Regions from separate parts of the Mus musculus genome. Here regions 1, 2 and 3 are each linked to region 4. A link is a loop called in an ENCODE intact Hi-C map of the cell type or tissue named here. Cell type or tissue: left cerebral cortex. All regions are shown on one strand.

Region 1 (5,000 bases), 270 kb after region 4:
AAAGAACTTGTTCATAGATTTTGCTTTGCCTGGAGTTCACAGTTGTACTCTTACCTCAGGCTCAATGCTGGGATTTCAGGCGTGAGCCACCACACCCACTTGTTGATAGTTTTGACACTGGAAGGTGAATGGCGGTAATTTTTACTTTCTATATATCATTATGGCACTGTATTTGTGGTTTTTATATGAATATGTAATTGTGATTATAATGTTTGTGTTATATGTGTTTACATTAAGATCTGAATTATTTAAAATTTTTATGTGAATGCATATTTTGTCTGCATGTATTTCTGTGCATCATATGTGTGCAATGCCTACAGAAGTCAGAAGAGGGGGGTTGAATACCCTGAGACTAGAATTACAAATGATTGTGAGCTGCCATGTTGGTTAAGAATTGAACCTGGATCCTCTGGAGTATTGGCAAGTAAGTGCACATTTTTTTTTTTTTTTTTTTTTTTTTGGTTTTTTTCGAGACAGGGTTTCTCTGTGTAGCCCTGGCTGTCCTGGAACTCACTCTGTAGACCAGGCTGGCCTCAAACTCAGGAATCCACCTGCCTCTGTCTCCTGAGTGCTGGGATTAAAGGCGTGCACCACCATGCCCGGTTTAATTGCGCATTTTTTTTCAGTTCCTTTTTTTCTTTTAGTTGGGAATCTCACTATATATTCCTGGCTTACCTGGAACTTCAGGTTGGCCTCAGACTCAGAGACCTGCCATCCTTTGTTTCCTGAATGCTGGGATCAAAAGCATATACTACCATGCTCAGCAAATTGTGGCTTTTTCTTTTTTCTTTTCTTTTCTTTTTTTTTTTTTTTTTTTTTTTTTTTTTGGTTTTTCGAGACAGGGTTTCTCTGTACAGCCCTGGCTGTCCTGGAGCTCACTTTGTAGACCAGGCTGGCCTCGAACTCAGAAATCCACCTGCCTCTGCCTCCCGAGTGCTGGGATTAAAGGTGTGCGCCCGGCAAATTGTGGCCTTTTCAATTATCTTTAAAAACATTTTTTTGTATTAGATTTATTCATTTTTTATTTATGTGTGTATGTATACACACACACACACACATATATATATATATATATATATATATATATATATGTATACACGTATGTGTGTATATGTATAGGCATCAGAGGCATGCTTGGCGTCTGAAAAGGTTAGTTGAGCATTTGTTCTGATGGAGTTGTGGATGGTTGTAAACAACCCTGTACATACTGGTCCTAAGTCCTCTCCAAGAGCAACAAGTACTCTTAACTGATTGAGTCGTCTCTCCTGTTCCTTCAATACCTCTTTCATACTGAACTTCTGTCTTTTAATAAAGTATAGGAATAAGAAGCAAGTGTTTAAAAAAAAAAGAAGCAAGTGTTTAAAATCAGATACATTTCAAGCCAGCAAACAGTTAAATGCAATCAATGATTGAGTTGGGTGATGTAGTTTATATATATAATAATTAAAACAAGATTTTTCAGGTACCTGACACATTTTACTTTTTTTCTCAAAGACAAACTTTTGATATGTGATCTTTTTTTTTTTTTTGATACGTGATCTTATTGTGTGGTCCATACTGACTTTAAACTCTCCCTGCAGCCAAAACCAGTCTGGAATTTATGATGTCCATCTCAGTTTCTCAAGTGCTGGGATTTTAAGTGTGTCCCTTCAGCCCAGCTGTACAAGTTTTAAGATGGATTCTCTGTGCTAGGAATAAAGCACACCTAGGTTTGCAACCTGTCTAGTTCCTGCTAGAGCTCAAGGCTAGCCTGGGCTACATAGAGCCTGTCTCAAAAAGATAAAACAAATTTTTAGTACATTGGAGCTTGCAGTCTAGTGAGGGGAAACATTAAACTAATATAACAATTAAGTCATAGTATTGTTACAGATGAGAAACTGAGAACCAATCCAGGAAGAAACAAAAGTTTTCTCCATCGATGGGCATTTTTAAGGCATTTTGAGGCTGATGGATGATACGTATATCTCGGGAATGAAGTTAGAAGGTAGATGGCAGAGAAGAGTCAATATGTAATGAATCTTGTCAGCAAAAGTAAGTTGGGAGGAAATCTAGGTAACTCAAAGAAGTGTGGGCTATAAAGCTGGAGAAATAGGAAGGGACTAGGTTAGGTGGCCTCAACCATGGGAAGGAGAATCAAGAAAATCAGTGAGAAAGATGAAAGTACTAAGTCTGATAGAACTGGTTACATTAAGGCTTAATAGTGTATTGAGAACTGGAATAATTTAAAAACTTTAAGCAGATCTTTGAACCAGCTGTTAAGTCTAAAGATTTAAAAATCACAAGATCTTTAGTTTCACATCTTTGTAGCCTAGGCTGGTCTGGAACGATGTAGTCTAGGTCGGCCTTAAACTCATAGAGATCCATTCGCTCCCAAGTGCTGGAACTAATGGTGGATGCCACCATGCTTGGACAATGTACATCTTTTAAAGCAGGCTAATACTGGCCAACTGTCCTGACACAAACCTGTAATCCTAGGATTTAGAAGATGGAGGGAGGATTTGGAATTAAAGGCCAGTCTCATCTCCATAGTGAGTTTGAGGCCAGGCTGGATGTGTGGGGCTGGGGTGGGGTGTGGATAAGAATCAATGAACATTTGCTTTCCTGACACCAAGGACATATGAGAAATAGCTGCTAATCAGGGTGTCTAATGTGGTGTTTATTAGCAATCTAAATTATTTGTGTAGTTTAGAGTAGGTGGCGCCTCCTGATACAGGCTTGCTATTTTAAACTAGTTGTCTTCATATTATAGATTATGTTTTGTGGTCCTGTGAATCAGAACTTCAAGTGTGCTGGGTAAGCATTGTACTGAGCCATACCCCTAACTCTCAAAGTGTATTTTTTATTTAAAGATTTATTTATTTTATGTATGTAAGTACACTGTAGCTGTCTTCAGATACACCAGAAGAGGGCATCATATGCCATTACAGATAGCTGTGTGCTACCATGTGGTTGCTGGGAATAGAACTCAGGACCTCTGGACGAGCAGTCAGTATTCTTTGACTGCTGAGCCATCTCTTCAGCTCTCAAAAAAAATATATATTTAATGTAAATATGCTAATTATTAAATGTGTTTTGTTTACTTCAATTTCTAAACTTGATGGCTGATTTAGTGTTATATGACTTTGTATTTGCTGACTACAATTACAACAGATTTTATTTCCAATTAAAAAGTAAGACTTGAAATTTAATCAATAAGATTATAGTGTGTAAATTTAGCATGACTAGGAAAGGTGATTGACTTTTCTGCTGTGTCACACACTGTACTAGTACCTCATAGCTTATCTGTTGGAGCAGCCAGAAGGCAGAGTAGCTTAACTAATACATTCATTTAGAAAAAGTAGTTATCTTATGACTTAATGCAGGCCTCATTTGCTGTGCTGCATTTTGTTAATAACTGCCTTTTTTTTTTTTTTTTTTTTTTTTGAGATGGGCTGTCACTATATAGGACAGGCTGGCTTGGAACTCACTGAGATCTACCTGCCTCTGCCTCTGGTGTTGGGTGTGCACCATATCTGCCACTTTTCTTATTTAATATTATGGTATTTACGTACTTATTTTTGTGATACTGGATACTGAACCTTGGGCTTAGAGCCTGCTAGACCAAGTGTTCTACCACTATATCCTCAGCCCTCCATACTTTTCTAGTCTAAGTTTATATCTTTGATAATTACAGGCGTTAACTGAAAAGGACAAAATGTACACTGTGCTTCCCCTCTTCCAATTCCTAATGTCCTAAAGAAAAGCTAATGAATTCATAAAATCAGAATTAGTAGGCAGAACTCCTGATTAGATTGCTTTTCAGAAGAGAAAGATCACAATTGATTTACTGAGCTCTGTGTCGGGTATAGGTGCCAGGAATATAAACAGATGCCTTTAAGGAGCTTACATTCTCATTTATGTTTATTAAAAATATGCAATATGTCTACTTAATTCCTATTTTGAGAAAGGGTCTGTGCAGTCTAATCTGGTCTTGAATTTATGGTAAGCACTCTGCCTTGGCCTCTCCAAGTGCTGGGGTTACAGGTGTATGCTACTATACTGGGCTTGTATTTTTTTTTTTTAAAGATCTATTTTATTTATATGAGTACACTGTAGCTGTCTTCAGACACACCAGAAGAGAACATCAGAATTACAGATGGTTGTGAGCCACCATGTGGTTGCTGGGAATTGAACTCAGGACCTCTGGAAGAGCAGTCAGTGCTCTTAACTACTGAGCCAACTTTACAGCCCATGTTTCTATTTTTAATTGATAGAATATACTCATACTGTCAGATCAAGAAAAGGAAAATCCAGCTTACAGATTTTCAGATGTACTAATTTAAATAACATTATGCCAGTGATTTACTACCTTATCTAATACAGCCATTATAGTGAAAACAGAGGTATTTTAGCTTGTCAACTGCCTTTTTTTTTTTTTTTTTTTTCATAGCTTGGTTCTTTCCTAGTACCTGGTGTATATTTAATAGTGAAAATTAAAGCTAGTAGCTATATACATATTGGCTCAATATTTGTTACCAAGCATAACCTAAAATTCAATTAATCAAAGTAGGTACATAGATTGTAGTAGTTGTAGACATAAAACACAAGATTCTCTAAAAATGTCCATAGTTTTACTATGTATTTTAACCTGTCAGAAGGTGCGTGAAAAACTGGACTTCAACTAAGGATCGCACTGTTCTGCTTTTAGTATGGCCCAAAGACATATTTACTGGATAATCACACCTTTGGGAACACACAATGGTTCTTCCAGTTTATTATGTCACCTACTCTAACAATGACCACACAATGTCATAAGTCAACAAGGCTAAGGATGCACTGTGGGATTTTTTTTTTTTTTTTTTTTTGGTTGTGACTTGAAAGACTTCATGTGATCAAAATACTTTTAAAGGTCAGTAACAACAGCTTTACCCTATTTTACCAGAAAATATTCGATCTGTCCTTAAGATCTGGTAGTTGTACAAGCAGCGAATGGATTTATTATTAAAACCATCAAGACAAAA
Region 2 (5,000 bases), 95 kb before region 4:
TATGATCTGCCTCATGCTCTAGCCAGGGTGCCATTTTGTCAGCTGCAGGTAGTCTTGGCAAGTGTGTGCTATTTGGAATTCTGGGGACTTTTCCGAGCGTATATAAATGCTAGGGCCCCCGAGAGGGAGAGGTGGGGTTGGTGGTGGTGGGTTGTTGTTTGCTAGGTAGTTGTGGGAAGTGAAGAAACAAGAAGAAGAAATCAGATATCCTGGTGGCAAAGATCAACCTTGTCCCAAGGAACTTGATGCCCCTACTACTCACCCCGCCTGTGACCCAGGCTGTGTCCTCTTGACCAAGGCTCCCAAGGGCATCTTGCATGTTTTAATAACATCTTCTGTTTCAAAGCCATAAAGGAATCAAGAGGTCTGTTCCCAAATTAAAGACAGAGTTCAAATGCAGGGCTTGTGCATGCCTATGCTTCTCTGCCAAGCTGCTCCCAGCCCTCTTTTTAAATCTCTAATTTTGACTATCAGCATCTACGATTTTACAGCGATGGATATGTTTGTCTGACACCCTTCATCTACTCACAGAATCTGCATCCCGGTTCTGATTCTGATGAAATATCCTAAGAGATCTGCATTCTTTCACGAATCCCTTGAATATAGATGCTGGATAAAATATAGGTATTCACTTAAACTGGAAGTGGAGATAGATAATAATGTTTTAATAGGTCATAGTGAATAGTTATATAGTTTTATACGAAAGGGATCCAAAAATATATTTGAGCCCGAAAACTAATGTAGGATTTGCTAAAGGAACTATGTTTTTTCTTTTTCTTTCTTTTGTTGTTGTTTTGTTTTTTTGGGGGGGACAGAATTTTTCTGTGTAACCCTGGCTGTGCTGGAACTTCCTTTGGAGACCAGGCTGGCCTTGATATCTGCCTGCCTCTGCCTCTCTGTACTGGGACTAAAGGTGAGTGGCACCACAGCCCAGCAGGAACTATGTTCTTTATGATCTTAAAGGGGTAGGTAAAACTACGTCATGGCTCATACATCTTAAAAACTTTCAACAGAGCATGGCTGCAGGGGCCTGTAATCCTAGCTCTCAGTAGACTGAGACAAGATTCCCTGTTCCATGTCAGTTTGGACTCCAAAGCAAAGCTCCAGTTCTACTTCTAAAAAACAAACAAATAACACCCCCCCCCCCATCGTTCCCCAAAACAAAAACAACCAAACAACAGAAATTTGAGTTCACTGCTACCCACCAGCCTCCACCCCCACCCCCTGTCTTGGGAGATAGAGAATCAGTGCAAGTTTAAATCCAAAGCTAACAAGTTATTGTTCCAGGCCAGCCATGCCCATAAGTAGGACCCTGACTCAAAATCAATCATCAATCAATCAATCAAAGGGTGTTTTAGAGGTTTCTATGTTTTTTTTTTAAACTTGATAAATCTGTCAACCCTATTTTGAGGCTGACTACAGCTTTCCCAGGTTTGTCAATTATAGCCTAAGAAATCACAGGACTGAAGAAGTTTAAATGTGTGTATGGTTAATCAGTTTCACTGGATTTAAAGTGCATTTCTCCATTTGTTTGACATGCATTCTCAGACTACTAGAAGAATTTGGTAGGCAAGCCAAAACATTTAATAGATTCTTTTTTTTTTCAATGCAAAAATGGGGAAACGGGGCTTGAATGATTGCTCAGTAAAAAAATGCTGGCAACTACCTTTGATCCCAGCACTAGCGAGGCAGAGGCAGCAAGATCTCTGTGACTTGAGGCTAGCCTGGTCTACAGATAAAGTTCTAGGAGAGCCAGGGCATGTTAAACAAATTTTTCTTCTTTTAAAAAAAAAGAAAAAAGAAAATTGTCCCAGCACTCGGGAGGCAGAGGTAGGCAGATTTCTGAGTTCGAGGCCAGCCTGGTCTACAAAGTGAGTTCCAAGACAGCCAGGGCTATACAGAGAAACCCTGTCTCGAAAAACCAAAATTTAAAATAAAATAAAATTGGATAGGGGCTGGTGAGATGGCTCAGTTGATTAAGAGCACCGACTGCTCTTCCGGAGGTCATGAGTTCAAATCCCAGCAACTACATGGTGGCTCACAACCATCCCCAATGAAAAAGAATCTATGAGCTAGGGCTGAGCGAGTAGAGCAGGAGACAACAGGGCCAGAGCAAGAGGGACAGGCCTGGAACTCACACTGTAGACCAGGCTGGCCTGGAGCTCACAGAAATCCACCTGCCTCTGTCTCTGCAGTGCTGGGATAAAAGTGATGGGCCACCACATCCCTCAATATAGATTTTCTTTGTTTGAGACAGGGTCTCACTCCATAGACCTTGACCTCAGGAGATACCCCTGCCTCTGCCTCCCAAGCGATCCATTCCAAGTGCACCACCATGCCCCGTCCGTGCTGTGCACTTTTGTGAAAAAAAGATCAGTCCTAAAGTTCGTTGATCTAAAAGATCAATTCTTAAAGTTGAAGAGGGCTGTCGTCGAAAAACTCACTGAAACGAGACTGTGTTGGAGAGCCACAGCACGCTGGATAAAACACCACTCCAACTACCGCCCAGCTTCCCCGGTGTCTCGTCCTTTAGGAACAAGCACCCAGCGCCCCTCAGACGCTCCGCGCTCTTTCTCCGCAAGTTTTCCGCCTGCCGCATTCCTTCCCGGGCGCGTCGGCGCGTCGCGCGTTGACGTCATGACGCACACACGCAGCCCCGCCCATGCAGAGCTGAGAGCCTGGACGGAACTGGGCTCGCTCTCCTGTTGGGAATGTGAGGCTCTCGGTACGGTCGTGGTCTGCGTTCGTCCGGATCTTCCGTGGCCGCCGCTACCGCCGCTACCGCCAGCACCATCTGCCCTCAGGCCGCGCGCGCACGCAGAGGCCCGGCAGCCGGGTCCGAGAGGCGCGCGCACGCCCGCTCGCCCGCGTGGTCGCCGCCCCTCGGAAGCCTCCGGAGCCTCACACGGGTTCGCTACGGAGGGAGGCGGAGGCCTGCGGGAGGAGGCGGAGGAGGAGCGAGGGAAGATGGCGGCCGTGGAGCTCGAGTGGATCCCGGAGACGCTCTACAACACCGCCATCTCCGCTGTCGTGGACAACTACATCCGCTCGCGCCGCGACATCCGCTCCTTGCCGGAGAATATCCAGTTCGACGTTTACTACAAGGTACAGGCGATCTGTTCTATCGGACCCCGCCGCTGCTCCTGGGCCGCACCCCCTTCCACGTCCACGGCCCGGCCTGTAGCTCTCGAGGTAGCGTCGGCTGCGGTGGCCGCTTTCCGATACGCCGCCACCCCCGCGTCTGCCTCCCGGTCTGTGCGGCCCGGGGGGGTTCTTGTGTGAGAGCTATCCGCCATCCCCTTAGGGGCCCCAGGGTAGGCCTGCGGGAATGCCTGACCCAGCCGAGTCCCACCCGGTCCTCTAGTCGCTGGGGTATTTTCTGTCTTCTCTAGTGTTTGTATCAGCTGGACTTTTTTGTTCCGCTCCACCCCTAATTCTCCCTACTTTGTCATCTCGTCGATCCTCTTTACCCGAGTAACTGCTTTCTTTCTTTTTCTTTTTTTTTTCCCCTCCCTTCTCTAATCCGAGTTTCGTCCCTTTCCTTTCTTTCAATCCGAAATGATTTAGTTAGGGCTTAATGAAAATGGTCTGTGGGCTTCATTTGCATATCCTTGAAAGCTTTTTTGTGTGGTTTCTAGGTTTGTTTTGGTTTTTCGGTTTACACTTTGGGTTAAATTGGGAATTTTACTAATAGATTAGTAATAGACTGGATCTTTAGAAAGGACGCAGTGAAATTCCCTGAAAGCAAGAAGTAGAAATCTGAATTATACCAATGTGTATGAAAAGTGCGATTTTGCAGCATTCTTGCGTCGCTCCCTCTCAAAAATCTGCACAGAAAGTCCCAAGTTGCTCTCCAAGGAGTTTCAAGGGTAAGTGTTCATAGACGTGGACAATTTTTGCAGTGTTCTGAGAGGGAGGAGAACTTTATGGACTCGGAGCCTCCCTTTTCCTCTCCCCCACGTTTGAGTGTGAACACTGGCCTTATTCAGGGATCCTTGCTTTGAGTCAGCGAGAATTTCAGTTTCCAGTAGCCACTTTTGCAAAATATGACCAGTAGAGCTTTTATTTTTAGATCTTTAGTATTACTTGATTAGTTAGTTGTCTCCCAGCAGTGTAATTTGATATTTAGCAGATTTGTATATTCTTATCTTTGTTCGGTGTTTTAGGGCGTTTGTTTTATTAGAGAGATTGTCTGCTTTTTCCAGCTTGAGAACATTCTTTCAGAATTAGCAACTGACATACTGCAGTCTATAAACCCTGCTGCTGCTTTGCACCAACCCTTACTTAACAGGTAAACTCATTTCTCTCCTAAATACCTGGAGAAGATTCATCTTGACAGCATGTGTTAAAATTTTTCGATTTAGAAGGAAACCTCCCTCCATTCCAAATGGTTTTGATACATTGATTACTTGTGTGTGACTAATGTTAGTTTTATGCATTTAGGCTACATCGGTACCAAGGACAAATTAATTTGTTTTGCTCAACCTGGAAAACTGCTGCAGTATGTGCTATTTCTGTTGATTTTATTAAGTCATATGTATAGTGTACACCTTCTAGAGCAAGTCACTGGGAATCTAACCAGTAAAAATACCCTTACTCTCTGAATTCTGTCAAAATGCTTTTAGTATCTTTTAGTACCCTCCACTGAAATTAAAGCCTTTCCTTTGAAGATTATTGTTAGTGAGTATGCTTTGGCCTGTGTCCTGTCTCTGTGTAGGTCAGAGTTTTCATATTGCTTTTTTGGGAACATTTTATTTTTTAGTCAGATACTTGATGTGGACCTTGGTGCAGGGCTTGGAGCTGGGTTAAATACGGTCATCTGTTACATTTGTTTACGTCTTATAACTAAATTCACCTGTATAGTAGAGTATAACCCTGCAAAAACTTGTTTCCTTTTTTTTTAAAATAAGAATTACTTGTTTTATTTATGAGTACACACTGTATCTATCTTCAGACACACCGGAAGAGGGCATCAGATCCAATTACAGATGGTTGTGAGC
Region 3 (5,000 bases), 170 kb before region 4:
AAAACCAAAAAAAAAAAAAAAAAAAGTTAAGAACTGCTATTAATCCAGTGAGTATAACAGAGAAAGGAGAATGCTCGATTTCAAAAGAAACTGTAGTGTCACATAAGAAAATACTGTCTGGCAGTCTATATGATCAATATAGTTTTAGTTGGGGGGGGGGGCAATAAGCCTAAAAATGAAAAATGTTTTATTTATTTATATGTTTGTTTGAGTTTTCTTTGCATGTACATTTGTGCATCATGTGTGTGCCTGGTGCCCAGGAAGATCAGAAGAGGGTGCTGAATCCACTGGGAATGAAGTTACAGATGCCTGGGAGCTGCTATGTGGGTGCTGGGAACAGAGCCCAGGTCTTCTGAAGCAGCAGCAAGCGCTTTTAACCACTGACCCATCTGTGCAGTTGCCCTAATCCCTGAAATATATGTGTGGTGTTTTCTAGATGTATATATATGTTTTGTTTTGCTTTGCTTTGCTTTGTTTTACACAGGTCTCATTATGAAACCCTGACTGACCAGAAACTCGCTCTGTACACCAGGCTGGCCTTGAACTCAGAGATTCGCCAGTTTCTGCCTCCCATTGGTTAGTATTAAAGACATGAGCCACCATGCCAATCAAAAGTGAAATATGTTAATGTGCCTTGGAAAAGGTGTCTTGTCAAAGATGACAGAAAAAAAAATGCTAATTAACACAAGTGCAGAGGGAGGGTGAACAGGGACTGAAAGGACCTTGGCCTGAGGATGGATGACAGGCTGCAAACGCTAACTCTGTTTAATTGGTAGAAAATCAAGAGCTGAACAAAAATTAAGAGCTGCAATTTTTTTAATTTGTATTTCCTATATCATGGTTCTCAAAATACTTTAATTCTTTTAAATCTAAGTTTTGAATATGGCGTTCATTTAAGGTTTCACTCAGTAAAAAAAAAAAAGCATGACTCAAAAAGTATTTGTATGTAGGGCTGGAGAGGTGGCACACAGGGTTAGAGCATGGTCTCTTCTAAAGTACCCAAGTGCCAAGAGCTCAGTCCCCAGACACCACAGCCCACATCCCACAACCACCTGTATTGTAACCTTAGCCTTCAGGAGAGCTCACGTCTCTGATTTTTTTTTGGGGGGGGGGGCATCTGCACTCACATGCATACATCCACACATAATTTAAAAATACAAATGTCTTTTGAAGCTTTTGAAGTATGTGCATGTATAAAAACACATTTAAATTAACAGCATGACCCCTGCTTTATTAAAGGGACGCTCGGGCATCACAGAGGTAGGGCTTGTGCTTATGTGAGAGACCCTGTGTTCAATTCAACACCAGCACAAGTCAGGTTAAAATAAACCAAATATAAAGTTCAAACTGCTGCTTCCCTTTGTGATAGTCTACCTTGCTGTCCTGGCCCTGAACTTGCACCGGTCCTCCTGGCCTGCCACCCAAGTGCTAGGATTACCAGCATTAGCTACCACACTTCAATATGAAGGGTCAATCTTTTTTTTCCCCCCCTTTAAAGAAAGGGTCTCTTTACTAGGCATGGCTGTCCTTGAAACTCTCTCTGTAGAGTAGACCAGGCTGGCCTCAAACTCAGAGATATCTGCCTACCTTGGCCTCTCAAGGACTAGTATTAAAGGCATGTACCACCACACCTAGCTAAAGTTCAACTATTAAAGGCTTTTGATTTTTAAAGCATATGGGAAATTCATATGCCCCAAGTGTACTGCAAAATAAATGAACTCTGTAATAGGTCTTTGTGTCTAATCTTAATCTTCTTTGTCTCCCTATCCACTTTTAATTCCTCTTCAGCCAATAATATAATGCATTTCTAGAATAAACTACAATGCTTTCAAGCTCTACTCAGCCCACACGAAAACAAAATAAATCCATGATAGGGGCCCAAGGGATTTGCTGGGACCTGCCTCCAAAACCCTCAGTGGCTGGTCTTCAAGTCAATCAAATACTTGGCAAAAGGCCCAACAGATGGAAAACAGATTTGAAACCAGCTAGCCTATACTGTATGACAATGCCTTTCTAAAAATACTGTGTATTTTACAAATCTGTAACAGCACTGAGTCTCTGTCTCTTTAATGAAAATAGAGTGACTTTCTTACACCACTATAAACGAAGGGTTTTTAGTGGCAGGAACATAAATTCTTTTCTGTAACAAAAATATGCACCATATACCCAGGGCAAAATAAGCAGCCATATAACCCTCGGGCATTTCTGTTATCTACAGAAGTACTGTCTGTCTCAGAGAGATTCAAAATTTAGATGGGACTACAATCACACTTAACTTTTAGGAATTAAAATACCTGTTACCAAAAACTACTTTGATGAGTAGTGACATGAGTGCTTTTCAGTATGAACTTTTGGAAAACTGAATGCAATTCTAAGTATCCCACACACACACACCAAGAAGTTAACACATGCCCCTAACATGGAGCCAATTTAATATTTAACACGTTGCACACCTTTCTCATAAACAATTCAAGGGATTACCCCAAAACACTATCACAAAAGTAAGTTGCCTATGTTACACTTCAGCCCTTCTAAATTGACTTACATCGAGCCAGAGCCATTCAGGTCAATCTGAAGAAGTGACACCACCGGTAGGAGGCAACCAAGAGGAACAAGCCCAACAAGAACAAAATTATGACAGATGCTAAGGGAACGCTCCAATTCTTGCCACCTCCTGCTTCTTTCACCTAGCCCGTGTAGAAACGTTTCTTAAATTTATCCCTCGGTTACAATCTGGCGCCGGCATTCAAACACTTCTGAGCGTGCTGCTACCAAAGTGAATTAGCGAAGGGAGAGGGGAGACTGTTGCCCCCTGATCGTAGGAGGGAGGAGATAATGCAAGGAGCGGTTGCTGGGAGACAAGCCATCCTAGCGTTTCCGAGGCCACTCGGTGTGCCTAGAACTCCAACCATGACAGTCTTCACTCGCATCCCTTGTTGGACAGCGTCGCTTGATGGATAGCGCTCTTGGTACCGGGGAGGCCCACGCGGTGCTGATGCTATAAAAAGCCCAGGGGGATAAGGGGAGAAAAGAAAAAAAGAGGCGGGCGGGGAACTTACCCAGTTTCTTCCACATGGCGAGGTGACAGGCGAGGAAACCTTTGCGGATGGCAGCGCACACCTTGGCGGGCTCGGACGAGGTGAAGCCTTTCTGCTTCTTGATGAAACCCCACAAGTGCTCCCGGGCAAACTGTGCCGCCTCCCGACCGCCGTGCCCGTCGCACACTGCAAAGAAGGCCACCGAAGAGCGGCGGCGACAGCAGCGGCCAGCGGGTAGCGAGGCCGCGGCGTCCGGGGCAGGGTCGCGGGCCGCCGCCGGGCCTTTTTCCGATGGCCCGACGCCGGCGAGAGTGGGGGTCGCCGGCAACCCGAGCGCCCGCCGCGGTACCGGCGCCGGCTTGTCCTCCGCAGCCGGCTCGGGCTCCACCACGATCTGAGTTACGTCCTCCATGTACTTCCTCCCGCCCTGGTCCGAGAAGACGCTCACTCCCAGCGAGTACAGCCCCGCCATGGCCGGCTGCCCGGGATCCCGCCGTTCCCACGCAGCCCGCCGAATTCCGAGGCGGGAGACACACTCGCCGCTCGCCGGCCAACTATTGTTTATCTTCGACGAAGCCGAGAGTGAAGAGGAGGCGGTCCCCGCGGCGGTGGGGGGGGGCGCGTGATGTCGGGACTTGTCCGCGAGAGCTGGGCCGGTCGAGTCGCGGGCGAGAGGAGCCGAGCAGCTGCGCCTGCGCACTGAACTCGCTCCCCGCCCGCCCGCGCCCACCATACAAATCAGACGTTCTTTCCCCCCCTTTCTCCTGATGACGTCACTCGGCTCGCTGAGACAGACCAATCAGGAGTCAAGAAGAGCAAGCTCGCCCCCGCCCTCCTTCCACCCCCGCATCTCTCTGCAACCGCTGATCTCGCTCGGCCCGCCGACCGGGGGAGCGCGCTCCTTGCCCGGTTTGTTTTCTCCAGCCTAGGGCTTCTGTACCCTGGGGGTTTTCCGCTGTTACTAAGCGGCTGAAGCCTCAACCTGTCATCTTTTTTTCCCCTTAAATCCCTAACGTGAGACTTCTGGCTTTTCCCCTTTGGTCCTTTTGCAGAGCCAGTTTTGCCTCCCGCGATTGTGGAAAATTTGCAGAGGTCAAAGGTAGACTTGACCTTCCACTTATTTCAAGCGAAATGGCGCGAAAATGCCCTGCAAAGTCGTTGGTCCGTGCGCTAGACCAGCGTAGCACGCGTGAACTGGCTTGGGTGGGACTTGTCCGGCTGGGAGTTAAGGGAAGCAGTCGGGTTTACTTAAGAAGACTTGGAATTTTCCACCGCCAGTTGCACAGCCCTGTTTTCCGCGATAACGTTAGGTCGGAGACCTGTCGGCGAGTTTAATTCCTAACACTTTACAGCCCTTTTTTTTTTTTAAGTATTTTGCATATTTCTTCCTCTTTTCAGCGTCGTTAATACTTTTTCGGACTCGTCTTGAATACAGCTATTACTGCAGAATCTAAGTTACCGTTTGGAAAAGGAGCATACAACAGGATCTCCATGCCCTAAAGACACGGTTATTTCCCTCCGTTCACAGAAGTTGACAGTCCCAACAACAAAATGAATGCTTTTAGACTGATTTCCACGAAATTGAAATAAGTTCTCGAGTGATCAACTTAATATTTTCTTAGCACCATATTCTTTTGAGGGAGTCAACGTGTTCCTTTATTATTTTCTGTACAGCCTTTGAGATTTCACAAAAAGCGTAATGGAAACTTATTTACAGCAGCATGGGAAATGCAAACAACAAGGAAAGGCTTTATGCTGGCCTGCCTTTCAACAACAGTTTCTATACCTCCCAAGACAATTCCTTTTAAAATTGTCATTAAATATTTATTTCATTTTCATTATGTGTGTATCTCTGTGGATGTTGTGTGGAGTCCCAACCCTCCGCCTACAACTGGAGTTACAGGTGGTTGTGAGCCAGATAGGCGCTCCAAACCAAAAAGCAGTGCAGGCTCTTAACCACTG
Region 4 (5,000 bases):
GAAACATTTTTATGATCTTCGGGACAAGCTAGGCCTGTATTCCAAGAATAAAATCTTTTTAAAATATACATTGTGTTTTAAGACAGGACATTGTTATGTATATGCAACTGGCCTTGAACTTTGTGATTCTCTTGCCTCTATGGCCCAGGTACTGGAATTATAGGTGCAAGCAGACACTCCCAGGAAAGGACAAAGTCTTGAAAGTTTTACGCATTACTTTAAACTTGATTAAGTTTTAATCTAGTCTTCCCAGATGTTTTTGTGGCAATTAACTCTTAATTCAAATTCTAACAAAAGTCCCAGCTTTCGAGTGGGGTAGTGCCACAAGGGGAGAAAATAATTTGCTCTGAACTAATTCAACTGTGCAGTTTTACAGCCAGACCCGTGCTTAGTAAAGTGAGAGCATCTTAATGTACTATTTGATAAGGCGGCAACGCATACTGTATCTTGCATCTGAACTCGTAAGGATTTTTGCTCCTCACAGCTGAAAGCTTTAGTTTCCCTTCAAAATAATCTATTTCAGAATTCATACTGTATAGGATGACTGTTTTGTCTGAGGCTACACTGAACGGATCACATGGAAATGAAAGGGTTTGGATTATATCCTCAACTTCCTGATCCATGGGCTTTTAGTACTACAACTAATCTCAGGTCTTACTGAGTGCCTCAGAGAACTGGAAAAGGCAGTGTTGTGACTAAGGCTACCACGCTGGAGATCTGGTCCACCAGGAAAGTAGAGAAACACTTTTCGCTGGCAGGGCATGTGACTATCAGTCGGCTTCAGGAACTGAAATCATTTTTTGCCGGGCCTAAATGATCTAATTGGCACCTCCAGTCTCCTCAGATCAAACAGCTATTGTTTTCAATGTTTCCTTATTGAGAAGCTTCATGGCATGACTTTCTTTTTTTTTTTTTTTTTTCTGTTTTCTTTTGCCAGTATTTATTTTTATTTTTATTTTTTTTTCCATTTTTTATTAGGTATTTAACTCATTTACATTTCCAATGCTATACCAAAAGTCCCCCATATCCACCCACCCAATGGCATGACTTTCATGGTGAAGACAGATACACATCAGAGTGAAAATGAAATGGGAACCAGGTGTGGGGCATAGGCTTCCAACATCTGGAGGCAGAGACAGGAGGACTGCCACAAGTCCCAGTCCAGGCAACTGCTAGAACTTGTCTCACTGGTTCCCCCACCCAGAAAAAGGAAATGGAAAAACATTCCATTGTGTTTATACACCACATTTTGTTTACTAACTTATGACATTTATTTTTAACGTTTTGACTATTGTATATACTATAAATGCTGAGTGCATAAATAGCTGTTCACACATCCCTTTAAAGACATACTTCGGGACTATATACTGAGAAGTGGAATTGCTGAACCACATGCCTGATATGCTACAACACAATGAGCCATGTTAAGTGAAATAAGCCAGTCACAGGAGAAATGTAGTTGCCTTGATGAACCAACATTACTGTTGAAAGTTTCAGTTCTCTACTAGATCAAGTAGTCCTGAAGATAAACTAAGACTGAATAACGATGTAAATGTTAATGCTACTAAATTCACACACACACACTATATACATATGTATTATACATAAAATATATGTATTTTAAAGCAAGCTACTCAGTTTTGAACTGTCTCATTTTTAGAGGGCAAGTGTTTGGTTGAAGCATGAAGGTGGCAGGGCTGGGTGTGGTGTTTCTTGTAGAACCAGTACATGGGAAACTGAGGCACGCGAATCTACAAGTTCGAGGACAGCCTGGGTTACAAAGCAGAACCCTGCGTCAGAAACAAACACCCAAAACAAAACATCTAATGCGGCTTAAAAAAATTGGGGGAGGGAGGCAACAGGTTCAGAGGGAAAAATGGACCAACATAGTGGCTTGGGCCTCTGAAAGAAAAGCTAAGGCAGCCGCGTTTGGAGAATGGGAAGGCGTAGAAAGTAAAATACTGCGACAAGGTCCACTGCCCTGTCCTGAGGCTCCATCTCTAGAAGGAAAAAGAGGTATCTTCTCAGAGAAGCCGTGAGTCTCATCTTCCACTTCTGCCAACATCCCCCGAACGTTAGGGGTCCCCCGCCTGCCCGCTCCTTTTGTCGCCCGCACCGCTTTCCTCAGACCCCCCCTGCTCCCTAACATTCCCCTAGTCTTCCAAGGTGGGTCGCGGCCACCGCAGCACCAACCGTCATCGCTCCGGCCCCGCCCGTCGAACGCCAGAACGTGGGGGGCGGGAAGACCCGTCCTCGGGCGCCCCGGAAGTCACTGCCCTCTTGGCCAGCTGAGCGCCGCGGCGGGATTCGAGGCCTAGGATTGGCAGGAAGATAGGGATGACGTGCTACGTGTGGCGAGGCCGCCCCGCCCCCCCTGCGCGCTCTTAGCGTGGGGTGGGGCGGAGCGTGGCCCCCCGGCGGCCATTACCCGGAACCGTCCCGGGCCTTGGGTCAGGTGACCCGCGGCGGTGCTGGCGGGAGGGCGGGGTGGGGGCGGAAGGGAGGAGAGGAGGAGTGAGGCGAGACGCGAAGGGAGGAGAGAGAGGAGAAGGGCGGAGTAGGAGGGAGGGGAAGGGGGCGGGGTGGGAGCGGGTCACGTGACTCGGCATGGAGGCGGCGGCGGCGGCCGGGAGGAGTCGCTGGGGCAGAAGCCGCACTTGTTAGTGTTGGGGGAGGAGGGGGCCGGGGACGCCGACACCGTCAGCCGGCGACGCCGCGAAGGAGGCGGGAGGGGGGTGGGGGCGAAAGCAGGCTCCGACCCCCGGCCGAGGGGATGAGGGGAGCATGGGCGCCAAGGAGTCACGGATCGGATTCCTCAGCTACGAGGAGGCGCTGAGGAGAGGTGAGGGGGAGGGGTCGAGTGAGCTGCGGGGAGGCCAGCGCGGAGCGCCCAGGGGTGGGTGGCCGGAGGGAGAGGAGGCTGGGGCGTGGGGTGCCTGGCGAAGGACCCGGGAGGCCAGCCGTGGGAATATCGAGGGCAGGGAGGTGGAAGGGGAAGCGGGGTGTGGGAATTGGGGCACTAGGGGAGGGGGCGAAGCTTTGGCAGTGACGGGGGTACCGGGCGCTGGCTGGCCATTGCCGGTGCACTCGGTTGGCGTTGTTATCTTGTTTAGGTGCAGGGAAGCCCTGACCATCGGTTCTTGGGTGGCTCAACCCTTCCAGGCCCCCTCATCCTTCAGTGCCATTTTCTCATATCACTCTTTCATTTAAAAAAAAAAAAAAAAGCCTCCGACAACATCCTAATCTGGTTTCTAACAGCATTGGCTGGAGGAGAAGACAGGGCGTTCTGTTTTGCTCCTGGAAGTCCTTTTCTATTAGGGAGCCTCTGGTTTTCCCAGGGTCTTTGCCTCTCTGTTGAGGGCGATGACTATCCTTCCATTTACTCCTGCCATCCTTCACCCTTTGAGCGGTTGACTTTGATTAAGAACGACCTGAAAGTGAAGTTGTGTTTAAGGTGAGAACAGATTAGACAGCTGATGTTCATAAGACCTTGTCTTAGGTTTCCTCTCCTCGGACATTGATCAGACGGTTTTAGTACACTTGATTCCCAGTTCTTACCCCCTCGCTCCCTTAAAATGGCATTCGGAAACCCAGCATTGTGATACTGTATTACAGCTCCCTTCAGAGACTGGCCTTGCTGTCAACGGCTGCTGCTCTTGGCTCTGATTCACACTGTGTTGTTAATAGCCCCCAACCCCCTACCACTTACTCTGATACGATTGTCAGTGTAAAGCTCGTGCTAACTGGAAGTGTCTTGCACAGTTTATGGCCGGAATGTGACTTAATTTTTCATGACTGAGATTTGAGAGTGTGTCTGTGTGGTGCTTGTAGTTCTCTTTGATGTTTAATGGATTTTCTTGGTAAGAAGTGAAAAACATTAAGCAGATTAGTGGCCAGACATTATTGTTAACAGATTTCTAAGACCAAAATAAATAAATAAATAAATAAATAAGTAAATTCAGTCATGCGCCAGGTGTTTTTAGTAGCTTGGGATAGAAACTTAAAATATGATGAAAAAGACATTTTAAAGTGAGGATTTAGAAATGAGATCTAGTTCATATACAAAGAGAAATAAGTTCATTGGACCCACAACCTAATAAACAGAAAATAAGATACAGAATTGTAGCTGCATCAATTTTGGGGCTGAGCAGAATAGCGAAAATACACCTTTTAGTGGTTCTTCCTTACCATATCTGCATGATGATTATTCTTTTTTTTTTTTGTTTTGTTTTGTTTTGTTTTTTCGAGACAGGGTTTCTCTGTGTAGCCCTGGCTGTCCTGGAACTCACTTTGTAGACCAGGCTGGCCTCGAACTCAGAAATCCACCTGCCTCTGCCCCCCCAAGTGCTGGGATTAAAGGCGTGCACCTCCACCGCCCGGCTGCATGATGATTATTCTTAAGTACAATCTTACTTGAACTTTTTCTCTCTGTTTCAGTATGAGAAATATTCCAAATTCTTGATTTATTTCCAACCCTAGTAGACCAGTCACTTCCTGAATTCTGTTGAGCTTGACAGGTCTGGGGGCAATTAGTCTATGGCTTACATGGCATGAAATAGGGCACAGTCAAATGATTTACAGCTGTTCAGAAGTGTTCCTTAAGTTTAAGGGTGTGAATACCAGTGATATACCTGGCGTTAAGAAATTCTAAAATTAAACTTTTATTCCAGCTCTTGTTGATTTACTTTATATCAAATTAAGATTGTGTATTTTGTTTTTTTGAGACAGGGTTTCTCTATGTAGGCCTGACTGTCTGAACATCATTTTGTAGATCATGCTGGCCTTAAACTCAGAGATTCACCTGCCTCTTCCTCCCAAGTGCAGGATAAAAAGCATTCAGCACCATGCCTTGCAAGACTGTACATTTTAAAATATAAATGGAATCAATACATTTAAAAATGATCTGGTGAAAGGTTTTTGTTTAACGTGTTATGAAATGTGCCCGTGAAATTTTAAAATGCATATTTGAAGAAGTATCAAGGTATGAATTAAAGTCTTAG

The links. Hi-C counts contacts between places; a loop is a spot of excess contacts. Peaks named below come from ENCODE experiments on the same cell type or tissue, not always from the same donor. Only the 100,000 strongest peaks of a DNase experiment are listed, where the experiment ranks them.
Region 1: it touches region 4 in a loop (3.0-fold over the local background); 6 of 42 quality-filtered maps call a loop at or near these places.
Region 2: a loop joins it to region 4, with 7 times the contacts of the local background. A loop is called at or near these places in 3 of 42 quality-filtered maps.
Region 3: a loop joins it to region 4, with 2.9 times the contacts of the local background. A loop is called at or near these places in 4 of 42 quality-filtered maps.

The regions. Positions count from the first base shown.
Region 1 is chr11:84,871,582-84,876,581 of GRCm38, reverse strand. It overlaps Pigw (phosphatidylinositol glycan anchor biosynthesis, class W), which reads left to right. Exons shown (of 2, transcript NM_001077636.1): 2 at 1-269. Ggnbp2os (gametogenetin binding protein 2, opposite strand) reads right to left here. Exons shown (of 2, transcript NR_131201.1): 2 at 4,951-5,000. Among named protein-coding and RNA genes, the nearest start is that of Ggnbp2, 3.3 kb to the right of the region's middle. In left cerebral cortex, a CTCF peak has its summit at 2,909 (motif pointing right); no DNase peak of the experiment used is centred here; H3K4me3 peaks cover 252 bases; H3K27ac peaks cover 259 bases.
Region 2 is chr11:85,232,777-85,237,776 of GRCm38, reverse strand. Appbp2 (amyloid beta precursor protein (cytoplasmic tail) binding protein 2) reads left to right here and starts at 2,657. Exons shown (of 13, transcript NM_025825.3): 1 at 2,657-3,105. The coding sequence starts at 2,968. It overlaps Appbp2os (amyloid beta precursor protein (cytoplasmic tail) binding protein 2, opposite strand), which reads right to left and starts at 2,611. Exons shown (of 4, transcript NR_028329.1): 1 at 2,445-2,611; 2 at 530-637; 3 at 263-366. In left cerebral cortex, a CTCF peak has its summit at 2,557; DNase peaks (open chromatin) are centred at 2,637, 2,940 and 3,929; H3K4me3 peaks cover 2,948 bases; H3K27ac peaks cover 2,039 bases.
Region 3 is chr11:85,309,983-85,314,982 of GRCm38, reverse strand. It overlaps Ppm1d (protein phosphatase 1D magnesium-dependent, delta isoform), which reads right to left and starts at 3,729. Exons shown (of 6, transcript NM_016910.3): 1 at 3,060-3,729. The coding sequence starts at 3,510. In left cerebral cortex, a CTCF peak has its summit at 2,606; DNase peaks (open chromatin) are centred at 1,939, 2,759, 3,772 and 4,199; H3K4me3 peaks cover 3,419 bases; H3K27ac peaks cover 1,948 bases.
Region 4 is chr11:85,137,553-85,142,552 of GRCm38, reverse strand. It overlaps Usp32 (ubiquitin specific peptidase 32), which reads left to right and starts at 2,598. Exons shown (of 34, transcript NM_001029934.1): 1 at 2,598-2,842. The coding sequence starts at 2,785. It also overlaps a transcript of 1700125H20Rik not described here. In left cerebral cortex, a CTCF peak has its summit at 2,416; DNase peaks (open chromatin) are centred at 2,292 and 3,499; H3K4me3 peaks cover 2,884 bases; H3K27ac peaks cover 2,179 bases.